Linked DNA regions of Mus musculus: region 2 is linked to region 1. Evidence: chromatin loops called from intact Hi-C (ENCODE). Cell type or tissue: heart. All regions are shown on one strand. Links, peaks and the distances in the headings refer to the core of each region. The heading gives the core; the rest is flanking DNA.

Evidence for each region. Peaks named below come from ENCODE experiments on the same cell type or tissue, not always from the same donor. Only the 100,000 strongest peaks of a DNase experiment are listed, where the experiment ranks them.
Region 2: it touches region 1 in a loop (2.3-fold over the local background); 2 of 42 quality-filtered maps call a loop at or near these places.

Annotation. Positions count from the first base shown.
Region 1 is chr16:96,077,285-96,085,617 of GRCm38, reverse strand. It overlaps Brwd1 (bromodomain and WD repeat domain containing 1), which reads left to right and starts at 3,190. Exons shown (of 42, transcript NM_145125.3): 1 at 3,190-3,364; 2 at 3,438-3,496; 3 at 3,611-3,640; 4 at 3,745-3,804. The coding sequence starts at 3,316. In heart, for the core only: no CTCF peak of the experiment used is centred there; DNase peaks (open chromatin) are centred at 2,207, 2,777, 3,177 and 4,077; H3K4me3 peaks cover 3,254 bases; H3K27ac peaks cover 2,740 bases.
Region 2 is chr16:96,188,461-96,196,793 of GRCm38, reverse strand. It overlaps Lca5l (Leber congenital amaurosis 5-like), which reads left to right and starts at 4,537. Exons shown (of 11, transcript NM_001001492.2): 1 at 4,537-4,606. In heart, for the core only: no CTCF peak of the experiment used is centred there; a DNase peak (open chromatin) is centred at 4,483; H3K4me3 peaks cover 1,723 bases; H3K27ac peaks cover 1,569 bases; H3K27me3 peaks cover 665 bases.

The sequences.
Region 1 (8,333 bases), core at 296-8,295:
CTTTTCTAATCTTGCTATTTTTTTGTTCAATTCAGTTCTTTGTGCAATCACTTTGGGGTAATTCCAGTATGGCTTGTACTCACTTGTGTTACCAACACACACAATTCTAGTCTTGCTTGGAGAGTTCTGTCTGGCAGGCAGCCACTACTGGGGTAGTGCATGGTAGTGCATCCCCTTTGCTGCTGCTTCCTGGTGGGTATGTTCTGCATCCTCAGGGCCTCTGAACTGAGTTCAGTGGGATGACAGTCCACCTTGCTAGAAAACTGTGTGCATGTTGTTTGTGAGTGGGGGCTCAGAAGATGAAGTTGCAAGCCAGGCGTGGTGATGCACGCCTTTAATCCCAGCACTTGGGAGACAGAGGCAGGCAGATTTCTGAGTCCAGGCCAGCTTGAACTACAAAGTGAGTTCCAGGACAGCCAGGGCTATACAGAGAAACCCTGTCTCGAAAAAACCAAACAAAAAACATAAAACGCCCAACCAAACAACCCCCCCCCCCCAAAAAAAAAAGAAAGGAAGTTGCTTTGCTGCCACTTAGCCTGATGGTCTGGGTTCAATTTCTAGGACCCAGGAGTAAGGGGGGTGGTGGTGGAAACCAACTCCTGAAAGCTGTCTTTATGCTGCTGTGTAAGCTGTACTCCTGCCAGGGCTGTTTTTTCCTTCTTTCCTTTCTCAGCCAATGCTGGCACTCCAAGGTCTTGTGCCACTAGGTGCTGTGCCACTGAGTCACATGTCTCATGTCCTCATCTCTGATCTCCTGTAAGGGCTACCATGCTACCTGCCCAGGATTAGAACTTTAATTCCAGACAATGACTAGCATTTGGGATAAAGATTCTTGTAAAACTACACTTTACTTTATGATAGTGTTAGGAAATGTAATACACACGTCCTTGGTCTATATAAACATTTAAAGGAACTGGGGGGATGTTTTAGTGGTCAATAACACTTCACCTTCCAGAGGACCCGGTATGGCACAAGGGAATATTCACATCAGAATGTCAAATAAACTGTTCTAGTTATGGATCTTAACGATTTAACTTTTCAGTCTATGTGAATGTCTGCTTTGCCAGTTTGTGCATATGTGTATCACCTGCAGGTCAGCAGAGGGAGCGATAGAGGGTTGTGAGCCATTGTGTGGTTGCTGGGACTTGAACTCAGGTCCTCTGGAAGAACAGTCAGTGCTCTTAGCCGCTGGGCCATCTCTCCAGGCCCTATCTTTATTACTTTGACTATGGCTTGTGAGCCTACTGCCAGTAGGTTCCCTTGGTGCTACACCAAGTCCATCTCTTTATCCTTATGGCTACAGTTCCAGTGGGTCCTCTTTGATTTACTCTCTCAGGTTTACTAAGTAATATTTTTCTGTATCTTGGTCTCAACTTGCAACCTCTCCTTGACTGGAACGTTCCAGTTTTCCCATTTTCAGCTGGAGACTCTCTGGTTGTGTCCATCAGTCACCCCGAATACTTGAACTAAACCTGTTTTAAAGGGTCTCATGTACCTTGGGGCTCTCCTCAAGCCGTGTGGATAATCATGTCCGTGAACTTCTGAACCTCTGGCCTCTGCCTGTGCTGGGATTAGTGGGTGCTTTGTTTCTGTGCTGCTCTGGATCAAACTCAGGCAAGCCCCCGAGTAAATGACAGAGTTCTTTGGCTTTCTCCTTCAGTTGCATGACATCCCCAGAGGAGTGAAAGTTCCATACCTTTCCCTCAGGCAAGTTGGTTTTTATCCCAGTGCCCTAAATCTTATCACTATAGTTCACCTTTCCCTTAAAGGACGCCAAACTGTTTCCATGGGAACGGTGGAGTTTACTGTTCCATTTTATCTTACCACTTGGTGTTTGCTGAGTTAGGATTACTCTGAATAGGTGGGCCATCTACATATTCATATGTACTTTCCATGTAATTAATGAAAGTCAACTCAGAGGCTGGAAATGCGTATTAGTTCATAAAATCCTTGAGCTCTGGAAGGAGCCGCACTGTTGGCTACAATTTACAGATAAGGCCAATTGAGACAGAGGTTAAGTGATTTGCCTAGGATCATACACCTGATAGTTGGAGCCAGTCTAAGGTTCACTGCCCGGGCACGACTGGGACACCTCGTTCTGCCTCCGCACGCAGGCACTAGAATGACTAGCTGGTACAACGCCTTGGTCACAAGACAGGACTCCTACAAATGACCTTGCTCGGTCAGCCCTTCGCAGGGGCGCAGGGGTTAAGAAAAGAATGCGGAGCCACCCTAGCACTATGTCCTAAGCCTAAGGAAAAGAAACAGCCGAACCACCCTAGACTCTTTATAGACACAAACAATTCCCTTGCCGCACCCTAGCCCGCGACAGGAGCTCGCTTTCCCGTTGGAAGACGACTGTCTTTTGGTGTTTGGGAATAAAGAGCCGAGGTCGTTTGAGGTCAGGCCTCTTTTTCTGACTCTCTGCTGCCCGATAAATCTAACAATGGCCATGTTTAGTTCTGTTCTGCACTCTACGTCAGAGCTTGTCAGCGCACACTGGACGTGGTGAAACAGATCCGGTTGGGTCAGGAGCCTAGAGCGGTAATTAGGGGGATTTTTCTGTAACTCTTCCACCCCTCCAACAAAACGACTGACACTTGTGGCCGCAGCCCGTTTCCCACGGGCCCTCTGAGTTCCCGTCAAGTCATCGCGGACTCCCAGATTCCGTCACCCGTACCGGGCATCTTTAACCCATCGCGGGGCGCGGGACGCGGGGCGGCGGGAGGTCGGGAGGGCAGCGGGTAAGGTGGTGTCGCAGCCTCCGCTCTGGGTTCAGCCACCCTCCTGCAGAGCTCCTCCCCAGCCTCAGGGTCTTCAGGCCCAGCCCAGGTGACCGTCCTCCCAGGCTCCGCCCTGCCCTGCCCCGCCCCGCCCCCTCCACTCCAGCTCGCCGTACCGCCTCCGCCGCCGCACAAAGGCCGGCGGCCGCCTCACCGCGCGCAGGAATCCGGCCACGCGCGCCCCAGCCCCCCCACCCCCCGCCCCGCGGACGCAGCCCCGGCTGGCTCGCCGCCCCCTTTTGCGCTTCACGCCCCCGACGCACAGGACGCCGAGGCGAGGCCCGCCTCCCAGCCAAGGAGCCACATCCGCGTCGTGCCACGCCGCCGGCTCCCCGCGGGGGGACTACTTCGCTCCCCGCCCCTCGGTCCCGCGCGACTTCCTGCCGCGGACGCGTCGGTGCGCGGCGCGCACGGCATGGCGGCGGCGGCGCGCGCCTGAGGAGCTGGGGGTACGCCGGCCCGGTCAGGCCTCGGCGCGGCCTACGCGCTCCACTTGTTCGCTGGTCCGCTCGCTCCCGCCCGGCGCCCCGCCATGGCGGAGCCTTCGCCGGCCCGACGTCCGGTGCCTCTCATCGAGTCGGGTAAGACACGGCCGCGCGTCCCCTGCCCGGTGTCGCGCAGCCGCCGCTGACCGTCCCTGTCTTCTCCCCGCAGAGCTGTACTTTCTCATCGCCCGCTACCTCTCAGCTGGCCCGTGTCGCCGAGCGGCGCAGGTGAGTGCCGGCTGGGCGAGCGGGCGGGCGGGCGAGCGAGCGAACCGGGGGCGAACGAACCGGGGGTGAGCGGGGCAGCTGACGGGGTCTGACCGCGCGTCTTCTCTGCCGCAGGTGCTGGTGCAGGAGCTGGAGCAGTACCAGGTCGGTCCGCCGCCCCCGCGTCCCCGTCCCCGCCCCCGCGTCCCGGTCCCGCCCGGCCTCCCGGCCGCGGTGGTCACCCGGACGCCTTTCGTGTCTCATTCCAGCTGTTGCCGAAGAGGTTGGACTGGGAGGGCAACGAGCACAACAGGAGCTACGAGGAATTGGTGAGCAGCTCCCGCGTCCTCCGCGCGCCCGCGCCCCCCAGCCGGGTCTCTGCTCCCCTGCGGGCGCCGCGGGGCCGCGCCCGGGGGTGGTCTCTGGTGGTCCGGCGTCCCGGGGCGACGGGCCCGACCCCCGAGGGCTCGCGGTGGCGGGGTGGGGGGCGGGATTTGGCAGAAAATGGTTTTGGGGGCGGTGCCGGGCGCAGGCGGGGGCGCCCCTGGCTCGCGGCCGGGCTGGGGCTCCAGGTGCGGCCGCCAGCCACTGAGAGGGGCGCTCTCATCTCTCTCCCTTCCCGATTTGTAACTCGAGCTCTCATTGGTCTCTCCTTTCTCTGCCCCGCCCAGACTTTCAGACCTCTTGTTCCCCAGGAATAGAGAGAGAGTCCTTAGTCTCCCAAGGTGGAGAAATGGCCCCTTCCTGTACTGTACTCCCTTCCTCTGTAGGATCGCACAGAGTTCTCCGTGGTGAATATGTCAGTGCGGCACCCCTGCTTCCCCGACCCGTGCACTGTGTGTTGACTGCCTTTAGAAAGTTGGCTCACACTTGATCTTGCTGTATGTAGCGGTTCAGGCTTTAAGTTGACATCCGTCAGTCGGTGTATTTATTTTTTGAGACAGGGTGTCATTACGTACCACTGTCTTGCCTTGAACTCGGGTAGGCCAGGCTGGCCTTGAATTCATTTCCTGCTTCTGAGAGCTCGGACTAAGCTCTCAGAAGCAGTTGTGTGTGCCTGTCTTAACATTTCCGAGGAGTGGTAACTTGCGGATTACATTTATTTTCCTTTGCCTTATTTTCCCTACTTGCTTAGAGGTTCTTGTGTATAGTTGAGTTTTATCCAGGTAACAGAGGCTTTGGGTGTTTATCGTTAACGAAGCACAAATGTTGCAGGAGAATATCTTCGACAATTTTAAGATAAAAGACTCACACTGAGCATATTGGTTACAGAAGGTTGAGATGAGTGTGTGCTGTTGATGTTTGGCTGCACAGCCCCGTTTGGCTTGGACTTGCAGTCCTGCTTCACTCATCCTCTGCTGGGTCGGGATTACAGGAGAGCTCACTGACTTCACCATGTGTCCAAGACCAGTAGTGAACAAAAAGTCAGCCAGGGCGTCAGTCATGCATGTGGGCAGTTCATTCTCTATACCTTGTTTTCCAGGGCTAAGGAGTTAACTGGATAACTAGAGGGCTCAGCAGAACAGGGCAGGAGTGCTAAAGCAGCGGTTCTCAACCCACGGGACCCACCCTTTGGGGGGGTTGCATGTCAGATATCGACATTGCAGTTCATAACAGTAGTAAAATTACAGTTAAGTAGCAACGAGAATAACTATGGTTGGGGGTCACCCCAACATGAACTGTGCAGGGCTGCAGGGCCGCGGCGTTAGGAAGGCTGAGGACCACTGGTCTAGAGCCTCTACCATTGTCCTTTCCACAGCCAGGTGTTGGCCGTGACAGGTGCAGTTGCTGAGTAAAACGGGGTTGCTGGTTTGTTGTTTAATTTGACTTTTGAGAGTTATTTTTAAGAAGCAAATGTTCAGGTGGGTAAGATGACTTATCTATAAAACTACTTTCTGTTACCCCTAACGATGTGAGTTTACTCCTGGGGACCCCGAGTGGAGGAGGGAGAGATCCTACTTCCACAAGTGGGCCTCTGCATTCCACCCTCAAGCCATGGCACACATGTACAGGCATGCAATGCCCTTTTCTTTTGTCTTTTTTGTTTTTTTGTTTGTTTGTTTGTTTTGACAGGGTTTCCTCTGAGTAGTTTGTTTTTTCCCTCCCCCTGACACCACCTACCTCTTTTTTTTTTTTTTTTTCAGTGTTTCTCTTTGTAGCCCTGTCTGTTCTAGAACTTGCTTTATAGACCAGGCTGGCCTCAGATTCAACATAGATCCACCTGCCTCTGCCTCCCAAGTGCTGGGATTAAAGGCGTGTGCCACTATGCCCAGCCAAGTCTGTTTTCTTCTGTATGAAATTTTAAAAGGTTTGTAGGATGGGTAGGTGCTGGAATGTGAATCCAATCTGTCTCCTAGTGCTGTACCCACAGGCAGGGTTTAACCACACACGTTTTCTACGGGACAGGGACCTGATTCTGATTTACAACCCCAGGAGAGCTCAGCTTCTTTATAGCCACACCCCCTTCCTATCTACCTCCTGGGTCTAAGGAACGTCTAACAGTTTCACTTGTGTTAATGCAGAGCACAGCCTTTGAGTGAAGAAAGCCAAGCTGTTGGGACACTGCTGCCCTACTGGGGGGGGGGGCGGGGGACGGGGGGACGTTAGAGGCACAGAGATAGATAGGGCCCTGGTGCTGAAAGGTCTGAGGGAACTGTCTTCTGTCATGCTGCTTGTCACCTGGCTGGTCACTGCTAGGGTATCGTCTCCTCCTCACCCTTTCCTTTCCCGTGGTGGGTGAGGACAGGGTGCAGGCCTGGGTTGTGGAGGTGGACCTCACTGAGCAGTCTGCTGGCCCTGGATTGGTATAGTTTTGGTGAGGATGTACGTGTAGCTTCTAGACTTCAGATGCTCTCACTTTCTTTAGTATTTAGATGAGTTTTATTTGAAGCCTACACAAAGTGGGAGTTGTTCCCCACATACTCACAGATTGCAGTTTACCATTTGCTGTGTTTCTGTTTTCGTCTGAGGCATTGTATTCTAATTCCCATCAGCGAAATCTTCCCACAAGTGAATGGCCTGCCGACCCAGGCACCAGTTACCTGTTACCCAGTGGTTAGTCAGAAAGTTGTGTTGGTTCTCACCCATTGTGTCTCCTGTGAGCCAGTGTCCTCTGACCCCACTGAGATCCGTTTTAGGCACCCTCCATATAGTATTTCTTGTAACTGCTGGAGCTGTGTGTGTGGTAGTCCTGGAACGTCCTGGCAGGCATGTGGTGGTCAGAGGACAGTTTAGAGCTGACTCTTCTTCCAGGGTGGGTCCTGGTGCTTTGACTTGTTGAGCCATCTCTCCCCTCCCTGTAATTTATATTGTGTAAGTTACATTTGGTGTGTGTGTGTGGGGAAGGTATTTGAGTGGGTGAGGGCAGTTTAAGGGGTGGTGTTCCACCATTGGGTCTCAGGGATTGAATTTGGGGTGTTAATGGCTTCACGGTTGTCATCTTTACTCACTGAGCCCTCTTGCCAGTCCTACCTGGAGTATTTTGAAGAAGATTCTACACATTTATGTATATCTTAAGTTCTTACTGTTGTTTATGTTGAGAAATTTCACCTAGCTCAGGCTAGCCTTGAATTCCTACTTCTGCCCTGATAAGATGAGGTTACAGGGTACGCCACCATGCCGCGATAAAAAGACCATTTCTTTTCAAGGGGTACAGCCCAGTTTCAGTTTTTAACACAGCCAAAATGGGACTTCCTGAGTGCCTGTGTCACAGATTTCTGTGTGGATGTTTTTCTTTTTTGTTTTGTTTTATTTTTCGAGACAGGGTTTCTCTGTGTAGCCTTGGAGCTCACTTTGTAGACCAGGCTGGCCTCAAACTCAGAAATCTGCCTGCCTCTGCCTCCTGAGTGCTGGGATTAAAGGCGTGCACCACCACGCCTGCTTTTTGTTGTTGTTGTTGTTGTTGGATGTTTTTCATCTGGTTCTCCAAATACCTTCATAACATTTTTGCAGGTTGAGTGGCTTAAGGCTAGGTCTTATGTAGCCCAGGCTATCAGGCCTTGAAATATGTAGCTGAGGAATGACCTCTGTTCTTGATCTTGTTGCCCCCAACTCAAAGAGTGTTGGGTTAACAACTGTAGCACAGTGCTTGGCTTGAGTATAATCTTAAAACTTATTTTTTTTTTTAAATTAGCTGACTGCAGCCCCCTCCCCCTCCAATTAAAAAACCTTTAAATAGTTATTTTCTGTACTGTTATTCTGCTGAAGAGACTGAGAGTCATTTGCCTTTATCACAGTATTTCTCATGTCCCTTTTCCTTGGTGGTTCTAATCCTTTGAAGAATCATTTGGTGGAATTTATACATTCTGGATGTCCACCGCGGGCACCAAGTCAGCCAAATTGGAATCTGTTATGGCGCATGTGGGCACTAGAAATAGAAAGCATCCCCACTGGCTCTAGTGCAGCTTTACAGTGCTGCCCAGTGGGTTACATCTGTGCCTGTGCTGCTGCTTATCTGACTTGTGCTTAGGAGCAAGAGTGCTCTTTCCTATAAGGAACTGAGACTAGATTTCTGTTAGGGTTTAGCTCTTTATTAACAGGCCTGGGCAGTCATAGAGTTTAATCAGAATTTTCATGATCTGTAAGAAGTAAGAGAGAGGGAGTAGAGCTCTTGAGCTGAACTTGAGACTTCAGAATGGCTAGGTTTGTAAAGATGTGGGTCTCACTGAGAAAAGGAGCAGAGTCCGTCTTGCCCGTTGGCCATGGGGATTGGTTGGCCAGTCTGAGCTATGTAGAGTGTCTTGGAACCAGTCAAAGCGGGGGTGGGGTGGGGCTTTGAGGGGGTCTGTCTGTCTCCCTCTGCTGCAGATTAGATTGAGTGTTGACTTACTTTTTTTGTGTATGTGTATGGGTGTGTATA
Region 2 (8,333 bases), core at 127-8,126, 110 kb before region 1:
CCCTGGGGCCCATGACTTCTCTAAGCACACACTGAACTCGTTCCTGTGGAGCATGTGTCAAATCCCATCAGGAGGACCAGGTCACCTCATAAACAGTCTTGCCACTACTGCCACTGAGCCCATCTTGCCTGGCATACCCATACTGTAGCATCATGGACCACTGGCATCTTTTTCCCCAGCAGCGTCCTGCACACACCTTCCAGAACTATGAAAGCTAGCCAGAAGCAGAGTGCCCAGTCTTCTGGTCAGTCCAATATTGATTCCTATGTACGAAGTGTAAGATATCTTCAGCAAGAATGTGAGTCTTACCAATGACTTCTGGAACTCAGCAAGAGCAGTAGCAGTAGCCTGTTTTGTCTGGGGAGATTCTTGGGTCTCTGACCAATAAGTCATAGGCAGGTAACCTGTGTCTAGCACTGAGGTTTTATTTATATATATTTATCACAAATGTAATGCAGAGCTTTTATGAGAAATATTTATTTTATGTATATGAGTACACTGTCTTCAGACACACCAGAAGAAGGCATCACACCCCAGTACAGATGGTTGTAAGCTACCATGTGGTTGCTAGTAATTGAACTCAGGACCTCTGGAAGAACAGTCAGTGCTCCTAACCGCGGAGACATCTCTCCAGCCCCTGGCACTAAGGTTTTAATAACCCAGGTCTTCAAAGTGCAGCACTGGTCATTAATGTGGAGAACTTCTGTTCAAACTCCTTTAAAGATTATATTTTTAATCAGCTTATTAATGAATGGGGTTTCAGAAGACTACTTCACACATCCTTGGTTTAGATTAATAATTCCATACCCTCCTTCTCTCCACCCTCCTGTCCCTACCTCTTCCCTTCCCATTAGTTGCCAGTGGTCACCCCATCCTTTAATATCATATAACAGCTTCTTATAGTGTGTACTGGCTAAATCAGAGACACATCACTGTTAAAAGTGTGGGAAATGAGCAAATGGGGGTGCTCCAACATAGTCAGGACATTTATATCAGCCATCTTGCCAAGACTCAGGGAACGTGAGTGAAGAGGAAGGAGAGAATATATCAAGGAGGATGGCTGTAAAAGGCTTTGGGAGACCAGACTGTGGGAAAGCAGACCTGAACAGCTCCCACCCTGAGAATCAATTGACCCTTTGTTGGGAGCTGAGCCACCCCCTCCTTCACACAAGGCTGATCATGAGAACCAACTGACCCTGGTCTTGGCCAGACACCTGGGGCTGTTTGGGCGGAACCAGCATCCAAAGATAAGCCACAAGATGTTTCAAGCCTGCACCCAGCATCTGCCCCAGATGTCCGTCCCTCTCTCTGTGCTTTGATCATTCCCCCTCAGCCCCTCCCTATTTTCTCTCACTGTGTGCTTATAATCAGGCTCCCAGCCTCCATTAAAGTAGACCTTGATAAGCCTTTGCTTGGTCTCGCTCCCTTTTCTCGCCTGTTTCTCTTTCAGGCTTGGTCCCCCTCAATCTCCCAAATAACTAGGTCCCGTGGGTCCTGCAGGTCGGGATAAAAGACCGTCTCTAAATATGACGATTGTTACAACTGTAGTTCCCCACATAAAACCTGTACAAGACTGAGTCCGTTACAATTCCCTGCATGCAGGGCGGCTGGGCTCCCTGGGTACTTGGCACAAACCATCCTTTGATCTGGACGGCCCCAACTCAGAGTGGGGACGTTGGCCTGGTTCTCTTCACATGACACAAATGGAGGTCTACAGTGCTGCCTTCACTTTTCCAGACAGGGTTTTTCTATGTAGCCCTGGCTGTCCTGGAACTCACTCCGTAGACCAGGTTGGCCTCAAACTCAGAAATCTGGCTGTTCTGCTCTGCCAAGACTAGGTAGTCAAGGCAACCTCAAATAGTCCTTGAACATCCACATAACCGCATAAGCAGGTTACAGAAGCCAAAAAGCAATTACTCGTAACATAGCAAGTATATCGTCACGGCTGGACATTTCTGGGTTGGAAGGTCACTGAGTCAGTATTGCTGATAACTTATCTTCCAGGAAAGAGACAAAAAGCTAGTGAATACCAAGATGGACAGATGCCTAGCATAAAATGGAGTTTCTTCAGCCATCACAATAGCAAAAGAAAAGTAATTAACACAGCGGTACACAGGCCTGTGGTTACAACATTTTGAGAGGTAGGAAAAGGAGATCAAGAATTCAAGTTCCTGGAGGGGGGGGTGATAAAAATAATCAAGATACATCACATACAAATACAGAATCATCAGCTTACATAAAAATATTCTGGTTTTGTTGTTAGGTGTTCTAGTTTGTTTGTTTTGAGACAGGATTTCCTTGTGTAACCGTGGCTATCCTCGAACTTTTTTAGTCCAGGCTGGCCTTGAACTCAGAGATCTGCCTGCCTCTGCCTCTGCCTCCAGTGCTAGGGTTAAAGGTGCATATCACAAAGCCCAGCAAAAGATAAAAATATTAAATAATAATAATAAAGTAGTAACTGTGCATCGAGGAGCAGTTCAAAGCTAGCCCGGTCTGTGAGGCCAAGGCTAGCCCGGTCTGTGAGGTCAGGTGAGCTAGAGCTACATAGTAAGAGCCTGTCTCAAAATAAATAGGTGCTGGAGAGATGATGGCTTGGTGGCTGAGAGTACTTGCTGCTCTTGCAGACGACCTAGATGCAAATCCCAGGACCTTCTTGACGGCTAAGAACTGTCTTTAACTCCAGTTCCAGTGCCTTCTTCTGGCCTTCTCAGTCACTGCATACATGGTATACACATACACACACACACATGCAAATAAAACACCTATACACATAAAATAAAAAGAAATCTTCAAAAAATAAAAAAACACATTTTAATTAAAAATTTAAAGGTCATAAAGATCATACAATGCTTCCTTCATTTTTCCAGACAGGGTTTCTCTGTGTAGCCCTGGCTGTCCTGGAACTCACTCTGTAGACCAAGCTGGCCTCGAACTCAGAAATCCACCTGCCTCTGCCTCCAGTGCTAGGGCTAAAGGCACATATCACATATTACATAACAATTGTGAGGCCAAACTGGACTATAAGAGATCCTGTCTCAAAAAAACATAGTACTTAAGAGAGTTAATAGAAATCTGTCTCTGTATACTCTAAAAACAAAAGATAACTTATGGTAGGGTTTACCTTTAATCCCAGCACTCAGGAGACAGAGACAGGCTGATTTCTATGAGTTCAAGGCTAGCTTGGTCTATGTATGGAGTGAGACACTGACTGTAAAAAATATAGAAAAGTATTCAGCAACCTGAAGGAACTATTTATAACATATATCACAGGGTTTTGATACATCAAAAGTTCTTCCAAATCAAGTTTTACAAAGATTTATACCAAGTTTAAAAGTGAGCTAAAAGGCCAGGCTCACCCTGGTAGACCAAGCCACGTGAGAGGCTGGGGTAAGCGGATCACTTAACCCCTTAAATTAGAAGCCAGCATGGACCATGTGGTGGAAATTAAAAATCAAAATCCTAAGGTACTGGGTTCCACCTCTAGTGCTGCCAAAACAAAAGGTAAGCGGGGAAGAGAAATTACAAAATAAGAGAAATGGACCCAGGAAACTGAAATCCCACAGAAGAAAGCCACACCGGTGTTAGAGATCCTAAAATCTGATTAGCTTAGTAGATTACATAATTGTGGCTAAATGGAAAGTGACAGGTTTGAAGCCAAATTACCTTGGCCTATCTTTAGTCTCCTTAATGGACTGGCCACTGTATGGGCCCGTGATTGATATAACATTTACAGGACCGTCAGGTAAATTCTTTTGCAAGCACCGACAGACCCTCACTTCCACCCACCTGAAGCACTTGGGGCCTGTAGATTTTCCTGTTTTGCTGTAACCCGCTTGGTATCTGACGGCACAGCTTACATACTTTACAAGTAGCTTGATTTGTGACTTATTTGTTCTGCGACTATTAAAACTTTACAAAACGTTTACCACGTTGGAACATGATATTTGAGGTAAGATAAATCTGTGTTCCAGGCCACGGTCATTCATATTTAGTTCCAGGATAAACTCTTCCTGTGAGAGCCCTGGTTTTGGGAGGTTTGTTTGTTTGTTTGTTTGTTTGTTTTGCATGACACTAATAAAGCTATTATAGCTTCTTACCCTTCTTAGCAACAAAGAATTTACAATTAAAAATGCCAGTTTTAACAATCAAACTCAAAAATAACAGCTATAATTCTACCACCTGAGTGTCTTAGCCTGTTGTTGGCTTGGAAATACTGTACACCAAACACAGTTTTTGTGCTCGCATTTAGTTTTTGCAAGAAGCACCACCATGTATAAAACCAAGTTAACAGGGACACTCTGTCCCCAGTCCTCTCCCTTCCTGGCACTGCGGCAAAAAGCAGGGTCAGCTATAAATTCCTTCAGCCGCCTGGGTTCCAGCTTCTCTGCGATCTAGACCTCCCAGGCGCCCTTGGCCCAAGTACGCATGCGCGCAACTGGTGCCCCGCCCCGAACCCTGCCATTCCGCCGGCTTTTCCACAGTGCCAAGTACTACGCGTGCGCACACCCGAACTAGCCATCCCAGGAGGCCCCGCGTGGTTTCCATGGCGACGCCCGCGCTTCCTTAAGTCCAGGGTGGAGGCAGCTGCGGGAGCAGCGCGGAGCAGGTAACGGCCTTGGCGCCGCCGCCGCCCCCAGCAGTGGTGGTCTCATCAGCCCGCGTCCGCCTCCCCGGAGCCGCTGGACAGGCCCCTTCCGAGGCCCGGCGCCGCGGGTTCTCTCCGTCCGCTCTATCCTCCGACCTGGCCTTGCCTCGGCGGAGCTGGTAACGTAGCCCCCCGGCGCCTCCCTGCCCGGGAGCAGCGCACACCCATCCGGGAGGATGCGCCGCCGGTGGGATCGCTGATCAGTGTCCCCCTCCACCTCCAAAGTGCAGAGAGCGAGAACGGGTCCCAAGCCTCGGTGCTTCGGAACCCCGAAGCATTCGCTACCCGGCTGGTGCTTTTCCTTCCAACCCTGGCACGCCCCGCGGGGCGTCTGCATCCTTCTGAAACGCTTCACTTGTTTTCCACCCACAGCTCGGCTGTGGGGCTCTTTGTCAACCCACCTCACTATGAGTGCTTTAAGATTTTGTTGTTTTCTTGACAACAGTTAACTCGTTTCGGGCCAGCCTTTTTTGGCGGAGTGTGACACCGGACTTGTTTTCTGTCTGCACAAATCACATAGATGGAGTCATCCCGTTCCAAAGGCTCAATGCCCACGTAAATGCCGCTGAGCCCATAATGTGTATATCAGCCCCGGCCCTTCTCCGAACACCATACGGTGAACTCAGCAGCCTGACCCTGTCTACCAGATGCCTAAGGCGTTTTCCATGCCAGCTTGTCCAAGGTGTCTGATAACCCCGCAGCCAGGCTCCTCTAAGATGCATACATAATCCATCCAGTTGCTGAAAACTTCATTCTTCTTCCACTCATCCGCACTTTTGTATCTAGTTTGACTTTACCAGCACATCCTTACAAAATACACCCAGAATAGATTCAACGGTACCATTTCTCCCAAATGGCAGTCAGTGCCTGGATTATTCCAGAAATGCCTTGCATTTCCCTGATAATATCCTTTCTCTACTTGAGCATGGTCGGTTTTTACTAATAAGATTTTATGGCCGGGCAGTGGTGGCGCACGCCTTTATGAAAACTTTAGTAAGAAATAAACACTGGAAAAAATAGTCAGGGGAGCTAGAGATGATGACCTGTCAACTTCCTCTGAATTACAGTCTAATGCTTTACAGTCACTTAGTAGAGGCAGAAAGAAAGCAAACAGGCACAACTTGCCCCAGCCCCCAAGGCAAGACTTTGCAATATCCAGAGACTGGAAACTAAGTAATGTATGAAATTGATAAATGATCAAAACCCACAAAAGTAACTAACCATCCAAAGGTTGGGCTTGACTCTTTCATGTTGCAACTCTTAAAGGCGTGTGTGTGCGTGTGTGTGTGTGTGTGTGTGTGTGTCTGTCTGTCTGTCTGTCTGTCTGTGTATGTCTGTGTGTGTGTCTGCCTGTCTGTCTGACCAACTAACTCAGAAAAGAAAAATGTGTGTTTCACTGGTGCTTTTTTTTTTTAATCATTTTTGAGACAGCATCTCAATATATAATTCTGACTGGTCTGAAATTTTCTGTGTAGACAAGGCTGGCCCCAAGCCTGGAGACACCCCCACCCCCACACACCCACATCCACTTCCAGAGTGCTGGGATTAAAGGTGTTCTTCACTATGCCTAGCTCGCTTGTAAATTTTAGAGTTGGGCTTTAGAACTCGTTGAGAAATCATCTAATTTCTTGTTTTAGGCAGCTGAGGCCAAATAGCTGATTATATTGACAAAGCTGGAGTGTAAATCCAGATACCTTGCCAAAGTCTCACTTTTATTTTTCTTCTGCCTCTCAATCCATGTTAATTCTTTTCCTCTCTAAACAGTGTTTCACTGCGTAGCCCTGGCTGTCCTAGAAATCACTCTGTAGAGCAGACTAGCCTCAAATTCAGAGATCTGCCTGCCTCTGCCTTCAGAGTGCTGAGATTGCAGGCGTGGAATGCCCAGCCATCAGTGTTAATACTTAATTTCCCTTTGTCAGGATTTAGAGGGATCAAACTTTTGAATCAAAACTTTGGTAAGTATTAGACTGCTTTCTTTGAAATCCTGGGCTCTTGGCCCCTCACCTGTACAGTGCAGTGTGCATGAACCAAGGGAAGAACTTTACTGGCTGTGTGCTTTTTCCAGCAGATGCTCTGCCCTCTGCCTTACTTACTAAAGGGCTCTAAGAACTCTTTATAAATCTCCCTGTCTGTAGCATGCCACTTACACTCTTGTTTGTTATACAGAAGTTTTTGTTTAAATACCATCAGTTTTGTCCACTGTCTCCTTCACCAGCCTGGGCTCTGTGCCTCTCCAAATCTTGTGTTTTCATGTAAGATACTTTTCTTTTTTTTTTCCATTTTTTATTAGGTATTTAGCTCATTTATATTTCCAATGCTATACCAAAAGTCCCCCATATCCACCCACCCCCACTCCCCTGCCCACCCACTCCCCCTTTTTGGCCCTGGTGTTCCCCTGTACTGGGGCATATAAAGTTTGCAAGTCCAATGGGCCTCTCTTTCCAGTGATGGCCGATTAGGCCATCTTTTGATATATATGCAGCTAGAGTCAAGAGCTCCGGGGTACTGGTTAGTTCATAATGTTGTTCCACCTATAGGGTTGCAGATCCCTTTAGCTCCTTGGCTACTTTCTCTAGCTCCTCCATTGGGAGCAAGATACTTTTCTTAACATGTGCATCTCAAAGCCATCTGATAGCGTTTTAGAGTAAGGAATGCAGTAAGGATCCGCTTTGGACTTGCAGATGACCACTCTGCTCCATGGGGGTCTTCTTGTCCCTGCATCCACCCTTATTCTGTCCTGGGCTTCTGTGTGGACCTGTGCCTCTATTCCATTCTGCTGCTACTAGGGCAGTGAGCCCCCCACAGCTTTGCCTCAGTGTGTCTGATGGGTGTGTCCTGTGGGCGTGGCCCTTGACCTGGTGTTTTTCAGTCTCCATCTTCTTCTATACTTGTTGTCTGTACTTTTGTATCATTTTTGTCCAGTTCCCAAAAGGTAGCCTTGATGCTTTGCCTTGATTATGTTAATCACATTAGGGGCCGCTACACCTTTAGAATCTTTGTCATTATGATGTAAGAACAAAATGTTTATATAAATCTTTTAGTGACTTAAAATTTTCTTCATAGAAAATAGATATCTATTTTCTAGGTCATCTTAGTTTACATGTAGAAAGGATTTTATATCCATTTCATACCCTATACTTTTATTTAATGCTCTTTTGGGGGACTGTGCATGTGTGCATATTCAGATACATGTGGATGTGCATGTGTGTGGGGGCCAGATTATTTTTAAGGAATTTCTATTTTTGAGTTGTATGTGCATTGGTATGTGCATTTGAACGCAGGTACTCATGGAAACCAAAACAGGATATCAGATCCCTGGAACTGGAGTACAAGAAGTTATGAGCCTAGACTCCAGTCCTTGGCAAGAGTAGCAACTGCTCTTAGCCAGTGAACACCTCTCCAGCCCCATCATCACCTTAATTTTTAAGAGAGGATGTTCCATGAACAGCTAGACTCACCAACTCAGCTGGACTGTCTAGCCACCAAGCCCCACGGATCCCCCTGCCTCTTGTGAGCCATAGGGCCAGCCTTTTACACGATTACTGGGAATCAGAGCCCGGGTTCTCACGCTCCTGTGACAGTCATTGTACGACTAAGCCATTGCCACAGCCCCATCTTTCTTAGTGTCTTATGAAGTTTTCTAAGGATACACTTGTATTTTCTGCAGTTAATCAGTAAGTTACCTGTC